Linked DNA regions of Homo sapiens: region 1 is linked to region 2. A link is a loop called in an ENCODE intact Hi-C map of the cell type or tissue named here. Cell type or tissue: GM12878. All regions are shown on one strand. Each heading gives the region's core, and the rest is flanking DNA. Links, peaks and the distances in the headings are about the cores only. Region 1 has its middle 10 kb from the start of VPREB1. Region 2 has its middle 88 kb from the start of VPREB1.

Region 1 (9,922 bases), core at 3,022-5,521, 79 kb before region 2:
ATGATGCCTCTCGTGTGGAGTGAAATGCTCACCCAGCACCTGGGCACACATACAGGGTGAGGGTAGTGAATACTGCCCGAGAGCTGTAGCAGTGGCAACACTAGCACTGCTCCCCACTCTTTAGCCTCTTGTTCTGCGGGGCCAGCTGGAAATTCTTACACAAGTCAGTTGGGTTCCTGAACCTCAGCTAATATGCGTATTACCCATGTCGAGGCCCTAGCCCACTGACAGGGGACCAGGCTCATGAGGCCATGGTGGAGATTAAGAATATGGATGTGGCTGGCCTTGGCAGTGCGTGCCTGTAATCCCAAAGCTTTGGGAGGCTGACGCAGCAGGATCACTTGAGACCAGAATTCGACACACTGTTCCTACCAAAAAAAAAAAAGTGGGTGACAACACAATGCTGTTATGAACTGAATGTTTGTGTCCTCCCAAAATTCATAAGCTGAAATCCTAAATGCCAGTGTGATGGTGCTCAGACATGGGACCTGTAGGAGGTAATTAGGTCATGAGGGCAGAACCTCACGAATGGGATGAGTGCCTTTACAAAAGAGGCCCTGCTGGGCACGGTGGCTCGTGCCTGCAACCCCAGCACTTTGGGAGGCCAAGGCAGACACATGACTTCAGGCCAAGAGTTCAAGACCAGCCTGGCAAACATGGTGAAACCCGGTCTCTACTAAAAATACCAAAATTAGTCGGGCATGGTCACACACGCCTATAGTCCCAGCTACTCGGGAGGCTGAGACACGAAAATTGCCTGAACCCGGGAGGCGGAGACTGCAGTATACCAAGATCATGCCACTCACACCACTACACTCCAGCCTGGGCAACAGAGTGAGACTCTGTCTCAAAAAAAAAAAAAAAAAATCCCAGAGATCTTTTTAGCCCTTTTTCTGCCACACGAAGACACGAGAAGTTGGCAGTCTGTAGCCTGGAAGAGGATTCCTACCAGAACTGAAGCATGCTGGCACCCTGATCTCAGACCTGTCCTATCTTGGACATCCAGCCTCCACAACTCTGAGGAATGCATTTCTGGTGTTTTCAAGCCACCCAGTCTACAGTATCGGTATTTACAATAGCAGCTCAAGCTGAGACAATCTCCTACATGACCTCTAACAAGAGCTACTAAAAATCTACCTTCTGTCCACACGAAAATTATCTGGGTCCATTCTAGCAAGCATCATCAAAAACCTTCATACGGGGCCGGGCGCGATGGCTCACGCCTATAATCCCAGCACTTTGGGAGGCCAAGGCAGGCGGATCACGAGGTCAGGAGATCGAGACCATCCTGGCTAACACGGTGAAACCCCATCTCTACTAAAAATACAAAAAAATTAGCCAGGCGTGGTGGCAGGTGCCTGTAGTCCTAGCTACTCGGGAGGCTGAGGCAGGAGAATGGCATGAACCCAGGAGGCGGAGCTTGCAGTGAGCCGAGATCGCACCACTGCACTCCAGCCTAGGCGACAGAGCGAGACTCCAACTCAAAAAAAAAAAAAAAAAAAAAACCTTCACATGGGTGGGAGTGACCGAGAACTGATTGCCTAGAGCCTCAGAGTGGAAGAAGTGTGATAAAAAGGGAGGAGTTGCCCCATCTCTGAGGTGGGGACTGGGAAGGGAAGGGAGGAATGTTCTCTAAGGGAAACATCACGGGGGAGAGAATGAAGGGAGGGGCATGATTTGTTTTTCACTTAAAAAAAAAAAAGTCCACTGCTGCACATAGATCACATAGAAGCAACACAAGGGGAAGCATTTCACAATAAATTCATCAACATTCGGATAGATCTACACTTTTAAACAGTATTCTGTCATAAGACTATGGACAAGATGGTCCCAGACTTACAATGATTGGACTTACAGTTTTTCTACTTGATTACAGTGCAAAATTGAGATGCATTCAGTGGGAACTGTTCTTCAAACACTGGCAGTGGCAGTGAGCCGCAGCCCTACTCAGCTACACATTGTGTGTTCTTTTAAAAATAAGGTCTCATTATGTTACCCAGACTGGAGCATAGTGACACCGTCATAGCTCACTTCAGCCTCGACATCCTGGGTTCAAATGATCCTCCTGCCTCAGCCTCCCAAGTAGCTGGGACCCCAGGCATGCAGCACCACAACTGGCTAATTTTTTAATTTTTTGTGGAGATGGGGGTCTTGCTTTGTCGCCCAGGCTGGTCTTGAACTCTTGAGCTCAAGTGATCCTCCTGCCTCAGCATCCCAAAGTGTTGGGATTATAGGCATGAGCCATAGCTCCTGGCCCAGCTACACATTTTTTATTTATGATGTTTTCAACTTAACAATGTGCTTATTGGTACATAACACAAGAAGTCAAGGAATATCTATAAATACAATGATATCAAATCTCATTTCAAACCCAAAGAGTCATAAATTAACAACGTAAAAGTAGGTAAACTTTTTAAATTTTGTATTTTAACTTGAATTTTAAACAATTGTCATCATAGATATTTGTGGATGTTGTGCAATAACACTATAGATCAATAAAATACATTTTAGGAAATTCTGGTGGTTATAATTTTTTTTCACATCAGGCCATATTTACTCTTTTTTTTTTTTTTTTGAGACAGTCTCACCCTGTCGCCCAGGCTAGAGTGCAGTGGCGTTATCTCTGCTCACTGCAAGCTCCGCCTCCCCGGTTCACACCATTCTCCTGCCTCAGCTTCCCAAGTAGCTGGGACTACAGGTGCCCGCCACCATGCCTGGCTAATTTTTTTGTATTTTTTAGTAGAGACAGGGTTTCACCGTGTTAGCCAGGATGGTCTCGATCTCCTGACCTCGTGATCCACCCGCCTCAGCCGCCAAAGTGCTGGGATTACAGGCGTGAGCCACCGCGCCTGGTGGCCATATTTACTCTTTACTTCCCCTGGACCTGTGTAAATATTTGAGTATGTGGCTCATGGCACAGGACAACGTTATTTGCTGTTTTTTTTTTTTTTAGACAGAGTCTTGCTCTTATCACCCAGGCTGGAGTGCAGTGGCATGATCTTGGCTCACTGCAACCTCCGCCCCCAGGGTTCAAGAGATTCTTCTGCCTCAGCTTCCCAAGTAGCTGGGACTACAGGCGCGCGCCACCACGCCCAGCTAATTTTTTTTGTATTTTTAGTAGAGACGGGGTTTCATCACGTTGGCGAGGCTGGTCTCGAACTCCTGAGCTCAGGGGATCCACCTGCCTCGGCCTCCCAAAGTACTGGGATTACAGGCTTGAGCCACCATGCCCTGCCCATTATTTGCCTTTTAACACAACCATTCTGATAGACGTTTTGATTGGTCTCTGAACCCTGAAAGAGCCGATTCCTCAAGATGAATCCTGGGCCTGAATTTAAATTTGAGACAAGTGGTTATTTGCTGACCAGAGGTCACACACATACTTTGAGTTTCTGGAGAAACTTTGGGACTTACATAGCTGCCTGTTCCTGTTTACGCCACCAGTAGACTGTGACCTGCTTTGACTAATCAGAACCCAGCTAGAGCCAAGTAATCAGAACTAAAAAGTTTGAATCTTTCATTTGCATAAGCAGACCTGAGTGGGATTCTGAGCGGGAATTTTCTCTAGAAAAGACAAAGCCTCCCCTTGTTCTCTGGAATGTAACTTCCTTTTGTACCAAAAGTTGTGTCTCTTGGGTTTGCAAACTGTAACTGTTCACTGGAATAAGTCTCTTTCCTCTAAATTCCTTTTCAGAGAACTTTTTTTCAAAAGTCCAACAGAAGAAGTGAAAAAAATCAATCGGTCATACATTTGAACCATAGCCCCAAATCCAATCAGGGTTAGTCGTGGGCAAAGAATGTGGAAGTGATTAAACTTCCTCCTCTTTTTATCAAACAATGGACCTAATCAGGTTAATCTCATCAGGGTGTATTAGAGGAGCTTCCAAGGGGGTGATTCCTTGGAAATCAGACCCTCCAGAACTCCAGCTTATCATTCTCTGCTGATGGGCCAGGCTTCCATGACATCCAGCCAGCAGGAGGCAGTATTCCCCAAGTTCACTTAACCTTCAGCTTTTCATAATGTGAGAAACAGTCTCGCCCATCCCAACCCAAAGAATGGACTCAGAGACCCGGAGAACAGTGAAAGTGAGACTTTTAATGACAGTCTTGCAAGATCAGGTGTCTGACAGGCACACCCAGCACACTTTCAACAAGCAGTTTATCCCCTAGTGCACAGGTCCCTCCCCCAGTTCCTCATAGGCTGAGTACTACGGGGTCATAATCTTCTCGCCTGTTGATTGTTGGGTGGGAGCGCCAGGAGTTTTTTGTTTTTTGTTTATTTTAGGGTCGTTTTGCTGCATTTTGTTGCAGCCCACAATGCATTGTAATCTTAGTTAGCTTAGGGGCTCTTCAAGTGTTAGACTTATGACCTAAGTAGCTGGGCAGGCTAAGAACAGACAAAACAAGCTACTTTGCAGGCTAGTAAACTTTCATCTTAGACTAAACTACTTTGGTTCAGGTGAAGGCAACTAAGGGGCGAAGGTGGGGAAGGGGGAGGCTGACAAGCAGGCATTGGCTGGCTATCCAAGCAGGGACCTAGTGTATCATGTTTCTTCTGTAGGTTGCTGACCTAAGCCAATTCAAAGCATTTTGTCTTAGAAACGGACCACTGTAGGCTGGGTGCAGTGGCTCACACCTGTAATCCCAGCACGCACTTTGGGAGGTCGAGGCAGGTGAATCACGAGGTCAGGAGTTTGAGACCATCCTGGCCAGCATTGTGAAACCCCATCTCTACTAAAAATACAAAAATGACCTGGGCATGGTGGTGCGTGCCTGTAATCCCAGCTACTTGGGAGGCTGAGGCAGGAGAATCGCTTGAACCAGGGAGTCGGAGGTTGCAGTGAGCCGAGATCACGCCACAGCACTCAAGCCTGGCGACAGAGAAAGACTCCGTCTCAAAAAAAAAAAAAAAAAAAAAAAGAAATTGACCACTGTATACGTTATTTCCTTCAATAAGGAATTGGGTTGACCAAGGTCCTTGTTCCCAAAGTACCATTTTCCCGGGTTGTTTGTTTTTCTGTTTGTTTGTTTGTTTGTTTGTTTTGATACAGTCTTGCTCTGTCGCCCAGGCTGGAGTGCAGTGGTACAATCACAGTTAACTGCAGCCTTGACCTCCTAGGCTAAAACAATCCTCCCATGTCAGCATCCCAAATAGCTGGGACTACAGCTACATGCCACCATGTCCAACTAATTTTTGTATTTTTTGTAGAGATAGGGTCATGCCACGTTGCCCAAGCTATTCTCAAACTCCTGGGCTCAAGAGATTCTCCCGTCTTGGCCTCCCAAAGTGTCGGGATTACAGGTGTAAGCTCCCACTCCCTACCTTTTCTGGTATTTAGATACAAATAGGATATAAAAATACCTCCCTCCTCCTCTCTTTCTCTCATTTAAATTACTACTAAGAGTCAGATCTCAACACTTCCTGTCTGCAGAGAATTGAGGAAACATAATTCCAATCTGAGGACCAAACCTTAGAGGGTGGAAATTGAAGAAGTCTGTGGCTACCCTGAGGTCCTGGCTGGACTCCCCCCATCCAACTCATTGCAACGTGTGCCAACCATAAGGACCTAGAATCTGAGAAATGGGTGAATGAGATCATTTGATGTGGGCATTTCTCTAATCCCCTTTTGTAAACTCGGGTTTACAAACTCAGATGCCTGCAATGATCACCTAGGGAAGCAAGTAGAAGAGAGGACTAGAAGGGATTGTGGTAATGGGGAGACCCTGTCTGAATGGGGAGGCAGCTTCCCAGTAGAGGCCTAGAGTTCTTAACTTGGTTTTTAGGAGAAAAACATCTCAGGAGAAATTGGAACTTGGGTTTTTATATGACCTGTTCTTTGGTCTAACCTGTTAGGGCTGCTCTGTGAGACTCTCTGGTAAGAGCAGACACTGTGAATGTGCATAGCCCCTCCTCCCATGAAGCTTAGAGTCTAGTGGGGAATCTTGTGGGAGTCTAGCGGGAAAATAATGACAACAACATTTTTTTTATTGTTTTGTTTTGGTTTTGTTTGGTTTTGTTGTTGTTTTTTTTGGAGACAGAGTCTCCCAGGCTTCAGTGCAGTGGTGCAATCTCAGCTCACTGCAACCTCCGCCTCCCAGGTTCAAGCAATTCTCCTGCCTCAGCCTCCCGAGTAGCTGGGACTACAGGCACACACTGCCATGCCCGGCTGATTTTTTATATTTTAATAGAGACGGGGTTTCACCATGTTGCCCAGCTGGTCTCAAACTCCTGAGCTCAGGCAATCCACCTGCCTCGGCCTCCCAAAGTGCTGGGATTACAGGCGTGAGCCACCGCACCCAGCCAACAACATGTTTTAATAAGTGTCATAAGAGAGAATGTCCAGGCACCTGGTCTGGAATACGTAGTTTTCAAAGGACCCCTGACAAAGGAAAAAAATAGGATGACAGCTGAACAGTGGGAAGGGCCCAGCCCCAATACACAATTTGCCGGCAGTGTATGAACTAGGCAGAGATGCGGTGTGTGGGAAGGCTGTGTTTCAGGAGAGAGCTTGGTGTGTGTTTGGAAATAGAAGAAGGCCAGTGTGGCTGAGGCCTAGAGAAACAAGGAGGAGAATGTCTCAATTTAGGCTAGAGAAAGAGGCCGTTACTAAGGGGGATGCCCCCTGTAGGATCATGGTGATGGGGGACCTGCTTTAATTTGGTGGACAGAGGTCTAGGAATACTACACATTCAGGAATTCTCAACACTGTTCCACCAGCCTAGAACCATCTTCCATCTGAATCAGTTCTCAAGTGCCCCACCCAAAGTTCTTATGTTAGAAAACCTATTGACAACTATATGAGTCTACAACTTATTTCCACTTTACATATAATCTTAAAACAATTGCTTGTGATGTTTCTATATACACTGAATTTTCTTTTACTGCAACAACCATGTAAAAAGAGAGACACTGTAGTGTAGTAAAATGGAGCCAGGCAAAGCTGTGCACACCTGTGGTCTCAGCTACTCGGGAGGCTGAGGCAGAATCACCTCAACTCCAGCTGAGGAGTTGGAAGCTGTAGTACACTCTGATCACACATGTGAATAGCCATTGCACTCTAGCCTGGGCAACATAGCAAGACCCTGTTTCTTTAAAAAATAAAAAAAACATAAAATACACATAACATAAAACTTACCACCTTATCCATTTTTTTTTTTTTTTTTTTGAGACAAGGTCTCACTCTGCCACCTAGGCTGGAGTATAGTGGCATAATCACAGCTCACTGCAGCCTCAATCTTTTAGGCTCAAGTAATCCTTTCACCTCAGCCTCCCAAGTAGCTGGGACCACAGACATGCACCATCATGCCCAGCTAACTTTTTGTGGAGACAGGGTCTTGCTACATTGCCCAGGCTGGTCTCAAACTCCTGGGCTCAAACAATCCACCCACCTCAGCCTCCCATGGTGCTGGGATTATAGGTGTGAGCCAACGCACCCAGTCTCACCATTGTTTTTTTTAAAGATACGGCTTCACTATGTGTTGCCCAGGCTGGAGTGCAGTGGTGTGATCACAGCTCACTGCAGCCTCGAACATCCAGACTCAAGCAGTCCTCCCACCTGAGACTCCCAAGTAGCTGGGACTACAGGTGTGCACCACCACACCTGGTGAATTTTTTTAAAAATGTTTTGTAGAGACAGAGTCTTGCTATGTTGCCCAGGCTGGTCTTGAACTCCTCGGCTCAAGCAGTCCTCTGCCCTGGCCTCCCAATGTGCTAGGATTACAGGCATGAGCCACCATGCCCAGGCAACCGTTTTTAAGTGTACAGCTCAGAAGCATGAAGTACATTCACATCGTTGTCCAACTAATCCAGAACTTTTTTATTTGGCAAAACTAAAACTCCATGCCATTAAACAACTCTCCATTTCCCTCTCCCCTCAGCCCCTGGAAACCACCATTCTACTCTGTCTGTAGGAATTTGACTACTCTAGGTACCTCATGTAAGTGGAATCATACAGTGTTTGTCCTTTTGTGGACCGGTTTGTTTTGATTAGTGTCTTAGTGAGGTCGGGCTGCCATAACAAAGTACCATGGTCTGGGTGGTTTATAAACAACAGACATTGATACCTCATGGCTCTGGAGGCTGGAAGTCCAAGATGAAGGGCCAGCATGGTTGGGTTCTGGTGAGGGCCCTCTTTCATTCACAGACTTCTGACTTCCTGTTGTATTGTTACATGGCAGAAGGGGTAAGAGGGGCCTCTGGAATCCCTTTTATAAGGTCACAACTCCCATCATGGGAGCTCCACCCTCATGACCTAATTATGTCCCAAACTTTGAATCTAATAATCCCATACCCTAATACCATCAGCTTGGGGGTTGGGATTTCAACATATGAATACAGTGAGGTAGGGGGTGGGTACCCTTAGTATATATAAAGTCTTCAAAGTTCCTGCATGTAGCATGTGTTGGAATTTCCTTCCTTTTTAAGGCTGAATTGTGTGGAGAGACCACATCTTGTTGATCCATTCATCTGTCGATGGACATTTGGGTTGCTTCTACCTTGTGGTTTTTGTGAATAAGGCTGCTGTGAGCATGGGCGTTCAAATCAATGTTGTATTTGATTTGGTTTAGTTAGAACCATGAGAATTTGTTCCAAAAAATCACAACCATGACAGCAAAGTTCTTGTGATAATTATCCCAAGTGGATATTTTTATTTATTATCACTTATTTATTTATTATTATTACTATTATTTATTACTATTATTATTTTGGAGACTGGATCTCGCTCTGCCACCCAGGCTGGAGTGCAGTGGTGTGATTACAGTACACTGAGGCCTTGAACTCCTGGGCTCAAGCAATCCCCCGACCTCCACCTCCAGAGATGCTGAGATTACAGGCACACAATCAACTTGGCCAGCTAATTTTGTGAGTTTTTTTGTAGAGATGGGGGTTTCACTGTGTTGCCCAGGCTGATCTCAAATGCCTGGACTAAAAGCAATCCTCCTGCCTCAGCCTCCCAAAGTGCTGGGACTACAAGTGTGAGCCACTGTACCCAGCTAATATTTTTTTAATGTGGTAAAATATACATAACATAAAATTCAGCATTTTAACCATTTTTTGGTATGCAGTTCGGTAGCATTGAAAGTAGCCACATTGTCATGCTACATCACCACCACCCATCTCCGGAATGATTTATCTTTTGAAGGGACTGAGGAGCTGGGAGCACTGATTGCAGGAAGGATCTCATGAGGACTCAGCTGGAGGAAGTTGGGCACTGCAGTCGCCATGACTGGGGGCAGCAGCCTGAGCAGTGCCGACCACAGCGCACACGCAGAACCAGGAGCCATGGAGCCCCACCGTGTGCCCCACCGTGCAGCCTCCTCGGCCACCTTCAAACAGCTGCATCCTCAACAGGTTATGAGGCCCCAAGGAGAACAGGAAAAGATGATCTCTAGGTGCCAAGATGAAATTGCACACTGGCAAAAGGTAAAGGGGGACTGTAATACCCTCCAAGAGCGACTCCAAACCTTGCCCAATAGGCTGTCTTACGAGCTCATGGTGCCAACTGGGCCTCTTGCCTTCTATACCAGGAAGGCTTGTGGATACCAGCAAAATCACTCTTCTCCTCGGGGACAACTGGTTTTGCCAGTGCTCTGCAAAGCAAGCAGTGGGGTTAGTGGAGCATAGGAAGGAGTGTGTGAGGAAAGCACTACATGACTTTACAAAAGCCAGGAGAAACTTTGAATCTAAAGTTGCATTCACAGCAGATCTGCAGGGATGGGGTGATGGGGATGGAGATCTTGTTGACCTAAGAAAACATGTTCAAAACAAGTCTGAATTAAAGAGAAAACCCTGGATTGCACATAAACCTGATTCAAAATCCAAAACCTCAGGTTTTGAAAATGATCTCAAGTCCAAGGATGCTTACTTACAAATGAGGAACTGTGGGCTCGACTGGAAGAACTGGAGAGGCAAGAAAACCTG
Region 2 (9,922 bases), core at 3,273-5,772:
AATAGTTTACTGAGAATGATAATTTCCAATTTCATCCATGTCCCTACAAAGGACATGAACTCATCCTTTTTTATGGCTGCATAGTATTCCATGGTGTATATGTGCCACGTTTTCTTAATCCAGTCTATCATTGTTGGACATTTGGGTTGGTTCCAAGTCTTTGCTATTGTGAATAGTGCCACAATAAACATACGTGTGCATGTGTCTTTATAGCAGCATGATTTATAGTCCTTTGGGTATATACCCAGTAATGGAATGGCTGGGTCAAATGGTATTTCTAGTTCTAGCTCCCTGAAGAATCGCCACACTGACTTCCACAATGGTTGAACTAGTTTACAGTCCCACCAACAGTGTAAAAGTGTTCCTATTTCTCCACATCCTCTCCAGCACCTGTTGTTTCCTGACTTTTTAGTGATTGCCATTCTAACTGGTGTGAGATGGTATCTCATTGTGGTTTTGATTTGCATTTCTCTGATGGCCAGTGATGGTGAGCATTTTTTCGTATGTTTTTTGGCTGCATAAATGCCTTCTTCTGAGAAGTGTCTGTTCATGTCCTTCGCCCACTTTTTGATGGGGTTTTTTGTTTTTTTCTTGTAAATTTGTTTGAGTTCATTGTAGATTCTGGATATTAGCCCCTTTGTCAGATGAGTAGGTTGTGAAAATTTTCTCCCATTTTGTAGGTTGCCTGTTCACTCTGATGGTAGTTTCTTTTGCTGTGCAGAAGCTCTTTAGTTTAATCAGATCCCATTTGTCAATTTTGGCTTTTGTTGCCATTGCTTTTGGTGTTTTAGACGTGAAGTCCTTGCCCATGCCTATGTCCTGAATGGTAATGCCTAGGTTTTCTTCTTAGGGTTTTTATGGTTTTAGGTCTAACATTTAAGTCTTTAATCCATCTTGAATTGATTTTTGTATAAGGTGTAAGGAAGGGATCCAGTTTCAGCTTTCTACATATGGCTAGCCAGTTTTCCCAGCACCATTTATTAAATAGGGAATCCTTTCCCCATTGCTTGTTTTTCTCAGGTTTGTCAAAGATCAGATAGTTGTAGATATGCGGCGTTATTTCTGAGGGCTCTGTTCTGTTCCATTGATCTATATCTCTGTTTTGGTACCAGTACCATACTGTTTTGGTTACTGTAGCCTTGTAGTATAGTTTGAAGTCAGGTAGTGTGATGCCTCCAGCTTTGTTCTTTTGGCTTAGGATTGACTTGGCGATGCGGGCTCTTTTTTGGTTCCATATGAACTTTAAAATAGTTTTTTCCAATTCTGTGAAGAAAGTCATTGGTAGCTTGATGGGGATGGCATTGAATCTATAAATTACCTTGGGCAGTATGGCCATTTTCATGATATTGATTCTTCCTACCCATGAGCATGGAATATTTGGGCTTCCTCTGTGAAAACACAACACATAATTCTTCCCATTTTATAAGGAGTCCGCAGGAGAAGGTTGTCTCATATACAAACTGTGCATGAAATAAAGTACATTTGCTGAGAACAAGGACAGTTCAGCCATGCACCCACTTCCCCACAAACTCATGAAGCCATGTTTCTCTCCCTACTTGATTCTTCAGGAGATCACACATAGAGAGCAGGGTGAGCATTTGGGAGGATCCTTTAACCTGACTGAGTGCTTCACTGAATGCTCTAGTAACTGAGGAGAGAAACGGGTTGGAAGGAGAAGCTATTTGAGGGGATGGAAAAGAGAAACAGTGGCCTCAGGCATCTTTTGTAGTAAGGGGTAAGAGAGGCTGAAGAACGAAGAGGGAATGTGAGTGACAACTTTCAAGAAAAGATGAAAAATACCCATGGCTTTTCTTCTAGAAATATTTTGGTGATTGTCTAAGGAGGTCACAGAGAAGAAGGAAGTGGAATGAAAGGGAGAGAAACAGGAGAACTGAGAAGGGAAGTTGTGAGTTTGAGATGGGGAAGCAGAGAGGGTGAGGAGGGTCCATGCTTGGGAAAAGACTGGAGAAGAAGCCAGTGCAGAAATTGGGCAGGAGCCAGCAGGGATGTTGGATCAAGAGGAGGTTTGAGTTGTGTTTGCATTCATTTCTATTTCTTAAAAAAAAAAAAATAGAACCTCTCCCAACTTCCCATCTGCCCTCTGTGATCAGCTCCCTGCCTGGAATTGGGGATTTCTCTTTGATCATAATCCTTTAGCTCCCTCTCAGATAAATTTCTATTTGGTTTCTGTCTGAAAGTGGCTTCCCTTATTTCCCACCATTCTTATGAATATGGTAATATTAAAACATGTATGTGGATCTTTGGAAGAAGGGGCCTTCTAGAAACGCAGAATTTCAGTCCACAGTCCAGACCCACTGATCAGAATCCACATTATCCAGGATCCCACATGATCCATGTGCACATTCAAGTCTGAGCAGCTCTGGGCTGATCCAGGGAGGAAGGCGCTGGTGGGTTTGGTGATAGGTGGTTCCTCATGCCCCAGTCTGTTCTGCGTCCTGCCCACATGTCCAGCAAACTCACACTGTTGTACATGATGCTCTGGGCATGCTGCATTTGTGACTTCCCAAACAATATGTAGGTGTCTCCCCCTGCACTCTCAAATCCACAGAGATGACCAGGAGTGTTTTGTTAATAACAAGGTGATCTTCCCACCTTCACATCTTGATACTAGTGAACAAGTGGAATTATGTAAAAGCTACAATTTTCCATTAGATCTCATAATGTTAATATTATTATTCAGTTCTCATATATTTAGGGATTTTTAAGACACAAGGATTTCTTATCTTAACCTTAAATTACAAGCATATTTATAAAGTTAGAAATATGAGCACAGATATAATCATATTCATGGAAAAACTGGTTGCCAAAATGAAAGAAGTACAATCAATTTCAGAAGTATTGTGTAATTTATTGTCTGGTGTATTGGTTTCCTAGAACTGCTGTCAGAATGTATTAAACACAAGTTTGGTTAAGATAACACAAATGTATTGTCTCACAGTTCTGGAGGCTAGCCTCCCAAAATTCATAGAAAGGGCAATGTTTCCATATATACCTGAGGGGAGATCCTTCCTTCCCTCTTTCTGGCTGCTGGTGGTTTGCCAGCAATCTTTAGTGCTCCTTATCTTGCAGCTGTGTAAATTCAATCTCTGCCTTCGTCGTCACACGGCATTCTCTCTGTGTCTTCCAATCTCCTTACTACCATCATCTTATAAGGACACCAGGCACATTGGATCAAGAGGCCACCTCGCTCTAGGATGGCTTCATCCTAAGAATTACATAAGCAATAACACTATTTTAAAAATAAGGTCACATTTAGAAGTACTGGGGGTTAGACCTTCAAAATATTTTCCTAGGTGGATACTTTCTTATATAACATTAGAGAAGAGAATCCCTCTTAACACTTTTATAATTTTTAATGCTTAAAAAGCTATGAAATACACACTATTAACATAGAACATGAAATAAACTTTATTAATATAATTTCCTCTCTTAGCTTTTAATAGGCAAAACAACAACAAAATCTTTTGAGATCCATCTTTCTGGATGAAGTGTGTTTGACCTTAGTCTTTAGAGTTGATCTCACTATTACTGTTCTGTTTGGAATATAAACATAAATTCTTCTTTTTGGGAATCTGCATCTCCCAAATGATTCACAAATATTTTCCACTTTAAAATTCAAACAGATACAGGAATCAATTTACACCCCTCCACCCACCTTTCTCTCTACGGATAGTTAAAATTTAGGTGTCCTTGAGAGCTCAGGTGTCTGGCCACGTGATCCTGATATCCTACGTTCATGTTTGTACCCCGGATCAGCCAAAAGCTCGTTCATGTCCTGCTTCCCCATCTGGGTCTCTCACTGTGCTAAGGACCACTGTGGTGTAGCCCACAGTATACTCAGCCTCATCCTCAGGCTGGGCCCCTTGAGGGGTCAGGGCAGCTTTCCCCCAGGAGGGAGCCAGAGAATCAAGTGGGCATCCAGGGGTGTTTGTTATCTGTGTTACACATCAATGTCCTGAGGACTTGACCAGGCTTCTGCTGAATTCAGTGCTGTGGTGCTGAAGCCACACATGAGAATAAGTCTCTCTCTTTAGGACACAGTCAGTGAGGGCTCCTGAGTCACCACAGCCTGAGAACTGAACCAAGAAACTAAAACAGATACATGTTATGTGTGAGGAATCACAGCAGACAGATCCCTCCAAAGTCCTGTCTTTGAAATCTACATGAACCTGGGCAGTGAGGAGGGAGAGAGGGGAGGATAGACATCCAAGCTATGGTGTGGACTTTCCAAGGATCCCCAGAACCCCCGGCTACTTCTGGACCCTGGGACAGTTCCTCTAACTCCTCGTCACCTCCCCGGGTAGATGTGTGTTTGGTTAGGACATTATGCAAACATGGGGCCTCTACCAAAACCACCGGCTCCCTAAGTTCTGAGTGCTCAGCCAGGCAGCAGCCGCTCTGTCAGGGAGGATGGGCTGCTGGGAACTCTGAGTTTGCCCTTTGGGAGAAAGCACCTGCTCTAAACCCCAATTCGGGCCAGTGAGTATGGACCCAGGAGCCATAAATGAGAGCCCCGGGAGTTCATTTCCGGCCTTGCTCACCTCTGAGAAGATCCACAGCTCCCTCTGCTGGGCTTAGATGGCTATTGTTTGTACTTTCTTCCCTACTTAACGGTAAATAATTCCTCTAATGCCTGAACTTTAATTTCACTGTTACCTGTTCCAGAGTCCCTCCAGACTGTTCTTTTTAATTTATTGCATTTTTCTGTTTTCTAATTTTAATTTGGTTTGTTTCTATGACTTATTTTTCTTTTCGGGATTTGCTTCTTTTCCACTTGTTTCAAGAATGTCCCCTCTGACACAAGTTTACCTACGTAACATACCTGCACATGAACCCCTGAACCTAAAACTTCAAAAAATAATGTCTAAAATTGCTCACTGAAGGAATTGTATAATTACTCCTTAATTAATCTCAGTTACATAACATCAGCACCTAAATTATTTCAGTATTGGTGTCTATCAATTGTCTTTTCTCATTTAAGTTGTGTTCTTCTGGTTCTTCATATGGAAAGTTATTTTACTGTATCCTAGATATTGTGGATATTATAAGACTTTCTACAAGTTTATCAAGACACATGAAATAGTGCTTGTTTTTGTTTTATTGCTTTTTTTTTACTTTGTCATTAAGAGGAAAAATGACACACATTCCCCTTTGTATGCATTTAATTTCACATTTTGCAATCAATCAAATCATATGGGAAATGAGTTACCCTGTAGTCTGCTTTGCATCTGCTGAAATATTCCTGAAGCCTCTTATGTCTCTCATCCTCTATCTTAGCCATTTTCTTTGAAGTTCACCAAATATGCCAAAGTGTTGCTTATAACTTGAGGAAGAAGAAATTCACCTTTGATCTCAAGTGACTGCCATGATTGATAGAAAAAGTGCTTGTGATGATCCCATTGGGGGCCTGAAGAATAAATGATCTGAGTCTACAGTGGTTGAAAACCAGACTCCAAAAACAAGAAATTTGCTTCAGAAGCATAGGACTGAGGCTTGATCCAAGGGTTTGAGTGTAGTTTCCCACTTGTATTTTTGTATTTGTCCCTGTGGTGATATTTCAGATCACCACACCGAGCATGTAACACTGGGCCTCATTCTTGGTCTAGTCCTCATTATAACCAGAGTGGCTTTTTCTTCATGAAGAGAACCAGGGGATTGTGCAGGGGTCCCAGGACCTGACTGCTTGTGCCCACCATTGCCCTGGGGACATTGCCAGATGTTCTGTTGGGCCCAGCTGTCGAGATGCTCTGATGACAGCCCCAATTTTGGAGCCATAGGTGAAGGTGACTGCCCCTCCAGGAGTTGTGGAAAGTGAATGTTCCTGTGTCACCACAACCTGGGAAGTAACTCCTGAACCCAGAGAAAGGAAAGAGATGTCATCAGGACAGGAGAAAAAAATCCCAGAGCATACAGACACCCAGTAGTTTCTAAGTAAATATGTTTATTACTAAAAAAAATCATTGAGCCAACAAAACACATATAAATATCTACCTGCCTCTATTTTGTGAGTTAAAAAAAATAAGATATGATTTCAGTGTTCTTTGTTTCTTTGGACTATAGTTACCATCCAAATTCTCAGCCAGGAACAGCCTAGAAACATCCTAGTTTCTGGGAGTCAGCCTAGAAACATTTGGGAGTCAGCCTAGAAACATCCATATCCTTCATGCACAAAGTCCAAGTCCTCTCCATGCCAAATGTATTTTATGACATAAAGGTATCACGAAGCTGCTTTCTGCTCTTCATTCCAACTCTAACTAACCTAGAGCCACCCACCATCATCTCCCCATGATGGTACCAGCGCCCCCAGCTTGTCTTCCTGTCCCAGATCTTCCCCATTTCATTCTCATTACAGCTGGAGACTCACTGACCAAAGGCCATGTGAGCTTGTCCCTGCCACCTCACAGTCCTTCAGTGACTCTGTGAGCCCTTCTCGGGGGCTCATTCTACTGATCTGCCTCAGCCTGCCTCTCAAGCTCACAGCTTCCCTTCAAGGAGCTCCTCCTGGCCCCTTCCTTGATCCAATGACCTTAGGCTCAGGCTAAAGTCACTTTTCTCACTGACTGTAATGACCAGTGTCTCCTTCTATGGATTCTCACCTCTGATGAGATGTTCCAACACTCCCCCTCCACCTATCTCACTCCTGCTCATTCTGAAAGTCACACATGAGACTCTACTCCTGTGGATTAGGCCTCTTTGGCCAAATCCCCACTCACCCTCACTTCCACACCCACATGGACCATCCCCCTCATGGGTTTTCTGTTCTTTATGTCTTCCCTCTCAGCTCCTGTTCAGTGGCTGATGACAGCATGCAAAGACAGAGCCAAAGAGGCACAGTTGTTACATCTCTGTTTCATGTTTTCAGTTAGGAAAATATAATTCTGTCAGATGAAAATTTACTCATACAACATCTGGGGCCTCTATGTTCTCAGCTTGGACACTCCAAAACCCTCCTTCTCAGAACAGCCCACAGCACCCCCTGCTTGGTCCACAGCCACAATCCCTCCAGGGCCTATGACCCACCTGAGAAACATGGGTAGCAGATTCATGGTTATGCTGAGCACCTTGAACTAACCTGGTTAGGGGCCCTGAAATATCGGGCCACACAGAAATAGAAGACACCCTTTTGTCTTCTCCAGGAGGGACATTATAGGTGCCTTGGGATTACTTGGGTCTGAAGAAGAAGGTTCTTAAAGTGATAGGAAAGATTTCACAATAAAGAGAAGTTACTTAAACACAACAGCTCACTTGACTCATTGGAAAGAGAGTTAAGGCTTGAGGCAAGAGGTACTTACACCTAAATGTGCACCCAAACCACTGGCTCTTTAGAAGTTGATAATAGCCCATGAAATAGACAGAGAAGTCCAAGTGGCAAGAGGACATTCCCCACTAGAGTCTACCTCACCCTTCATCCATAACTTTCTCAAACACCTCAGAATTCCCAATGTGGTGCACTTTTGCGGTCACTTTTCCTGAAGGCTGCCCACCTTACACATGTATCTGGGCCTGAGTGGTGGCCAGTGAGAGGCTATTTTTGAGGGTGAAGCATCGATTTGTGGTCTAGACTTCATGTACTTGCTGCTCTCACCCCTCACAGCCTGCTCCAGCCTCCAGACCTTTGCATCTGCTGTTCCCTCTGCCTGGGATGCCCCCACCCCTCCCACCCCAGCTCGGCTCACTCCACCACTTCTTTACATAGGTTTTATTTCCATTTCTTTGTTTTCAAGTGGAAAGTCACAAAATTTATTACACTTATTATCTATTTATATTTTCCCTGTATAAATGTCTATTTCTTTCATTTGTTTTAGTTTGTTGTGGTGGTGGTTGTTGCCAATTTGCAAATGTTTTCTATGAATCCTAGATGATGCCTTTTCACAGGGTAACTATAACTTCCTGGTCTGTTGCCTCTGATAAATGTTCCACTAAATTTCTTCCTTTAGTGTTTATTAATATTTATTAGTCTAACATTTTTGTGTAATTTTTTTTTGAGAAGGAGTCTCGCTCTGTCACCCAGGCTGGAGTTCAGCGGTGTGATCTTGACTCATTGCAAGCTCCGCCTCCCAGGTTCACGCCATTCTCCTGCCTCGGCCTCCCGAGTAGCTGGGACTACAGGCACCCGCCACCACGCCCGGCTAATTTTTGTATTTTTAGTAGAGACAGGGTTTCTCCAAGTTGGCCAGACTGGTCTCGATCTCCTGACCTCATGATCCGCCCTCCTCAGCATCCCAAAGTGCTGGGATTACAGGCGTGAGCCACCGCGCCTGGCCTCCTTTCCACTTAAAGGTAAGTGGCCTACCCATCAAATCAGCATTACTCAATAGTTTATAATGGGCTCTCTCTGTCCTTTGATGAAAAAGGGAATTCAGCTCTGGACAAAAACCCAAGATAATGAGCTTGGCAACATAAAGCAACTTCCTTTTATGAAATCCACTCACAAAATAAATGTGGTATAAAAATTAAAGACAAAACAGTAAGACAGCATTGATTCATTGATCTCAGAACTAATTCCAACTATATAATATTAACAACACTCATGATCTGAAATTTAAGCTGCAGCTAGCATCATGTAACAACAAGTTATTTAATATCCTCAATTACAGTAATATTGAATTTTAACAATTGAAATTATATTTTCTAGAGCACTACAATGGGAATGTTTTTCAAAGTGTAATATTGGAAATTATCAGAAGGTGAAAATTTGTTCACATGAAGCACTGTTCATTAGTCATTCAAGAATATGTTTACAATAAATCAAAACAAGTCTCATGTTAGTTGCACCCAACTTAGAGTTCCAACCAATATGAAGTAAAATCTGGGTGAATTAGGTTACTATTATCCAAAACTCTCAACTGTGTTTTTTTCCTGTGCCCTTTATTCACGTATCTCAAGAAAATAAAAATAATCTAGGGCTAAAAGAATGAGACTGACTCTCAAAATGATGGCTCGCAATGACTAAAGATACAATAATTCAAAAAATATTAAGCATCTACTATGAACATTGCACTGCACTGGAACAGGAATTAAAAGAAATTAAAGAATGTGTAAGCAGAACCTCAGTTGTATGTAAGAAAATCCAATTCCCCCTGAGAAAGAGAAAGAGCTAGAGTCCTTTAAAAAACTAACGGCCTATTTTTCTGTGGCTAATGAGCTTTCTCTCCCCTCCATTCCCAGGCATTGTGAAGACCCTGATTCCCTAGCTGGGCAGCTGCAAAGTCACTAGACACATAAACAAAAGTCGCAAAACATGTTTTTCCTTGAAAAGTAAGAAATGATGTAACGCATTTCTCAATTAATTGAATAACTGTCTTTGTTTCTCACTTCTCTAACATGCTTCCCCCTGCACAGATCTCCTCCCACCCTACAAAATGCTTAAAAGGTAACTTAACTCTTTGTTCAGGGCTCAGTCCTTTGGATGTTAATCCGACTGGGCTGGTGCACCTAAATAATAAATATCCTCCTGAACCCCATCAGTCTCTCTGATTCCTTAAAAAATATCCTGCAACAGCACTAGACCTGTGAGAAGTAGATATGAATAACATATTTCTGTCTTTAAGTCATCTATCATCCACTGTAGCAGATACTTGATAGATATAGATACTACTAAATAGTATGATGTTATGCACACACACACACACACACACACATTAAATAACTATAATATTATTTTCAGTTGCTAAAGGAAAAGGAGGCATCGGCATCAACTGTTTTCTAGAAGACAGACTACTGGCTTGGGTTAAAGCAACTGAGAAGGCTTTTTGAAGGGAGTTGAATTTGATATAAATTTAAGAGGGCAGATATGTGAGCTGGGAATGGCACTGCAGATGTAGGGAACAGTATGTATACAAATAATAAGTTTTAATGTAGAGAACATATAGAAAAGGACAGATAGCAATGTTTTTTTGTA

The links. A loop is a pair of places that touch in the nucleus more often than their neighbours do. Peaks named below come from ENCODE experiments on the same cell type or tissue, not always from the same donor. Only the 100,000 strongest peaks of a DNase experiment are listed, where the experiment ranks them.
Region 1: a loop joins it to region 2, with 11 times the contacts of the local background. A loop is called at or near these places in 8 of 110 quality-filtered maps.

The regions. Positions count from the first base shown.
Region 1 is chr22:22,229,847-22,239,768 of GRCh38, reverse strand. It overlaps IGL and the pseudogene LOC100533679. Among named protein-coding and RNA genes, the nearest start is that of VPREB1, 10 kb to the left of the region's middle. In GM12878, for the core only: a CTCF peak has its summit at 3,971 (motif pointing right); a DNase peak (open chromatin) is centred at 3,998.
Region 2 is chr22:22,151,566-22,161,487 of GRCh38, reverse strand. It overlaps IGL. Among named protein-coding and RNA genes, the nearest start is that of VPREB1, 88 kb to the left of the region's middle. RefSeq lists an enhancer at 4,411-4,570 and a silencer at 5,680-5,822. In GM12878, for the core only: a CTCF peak has its summit at 4,583 (motif pointing left); DNase peaks (open chromatin) are centred at 4,117 and 4,457; H3K27ac peaks cover 1,233 bases.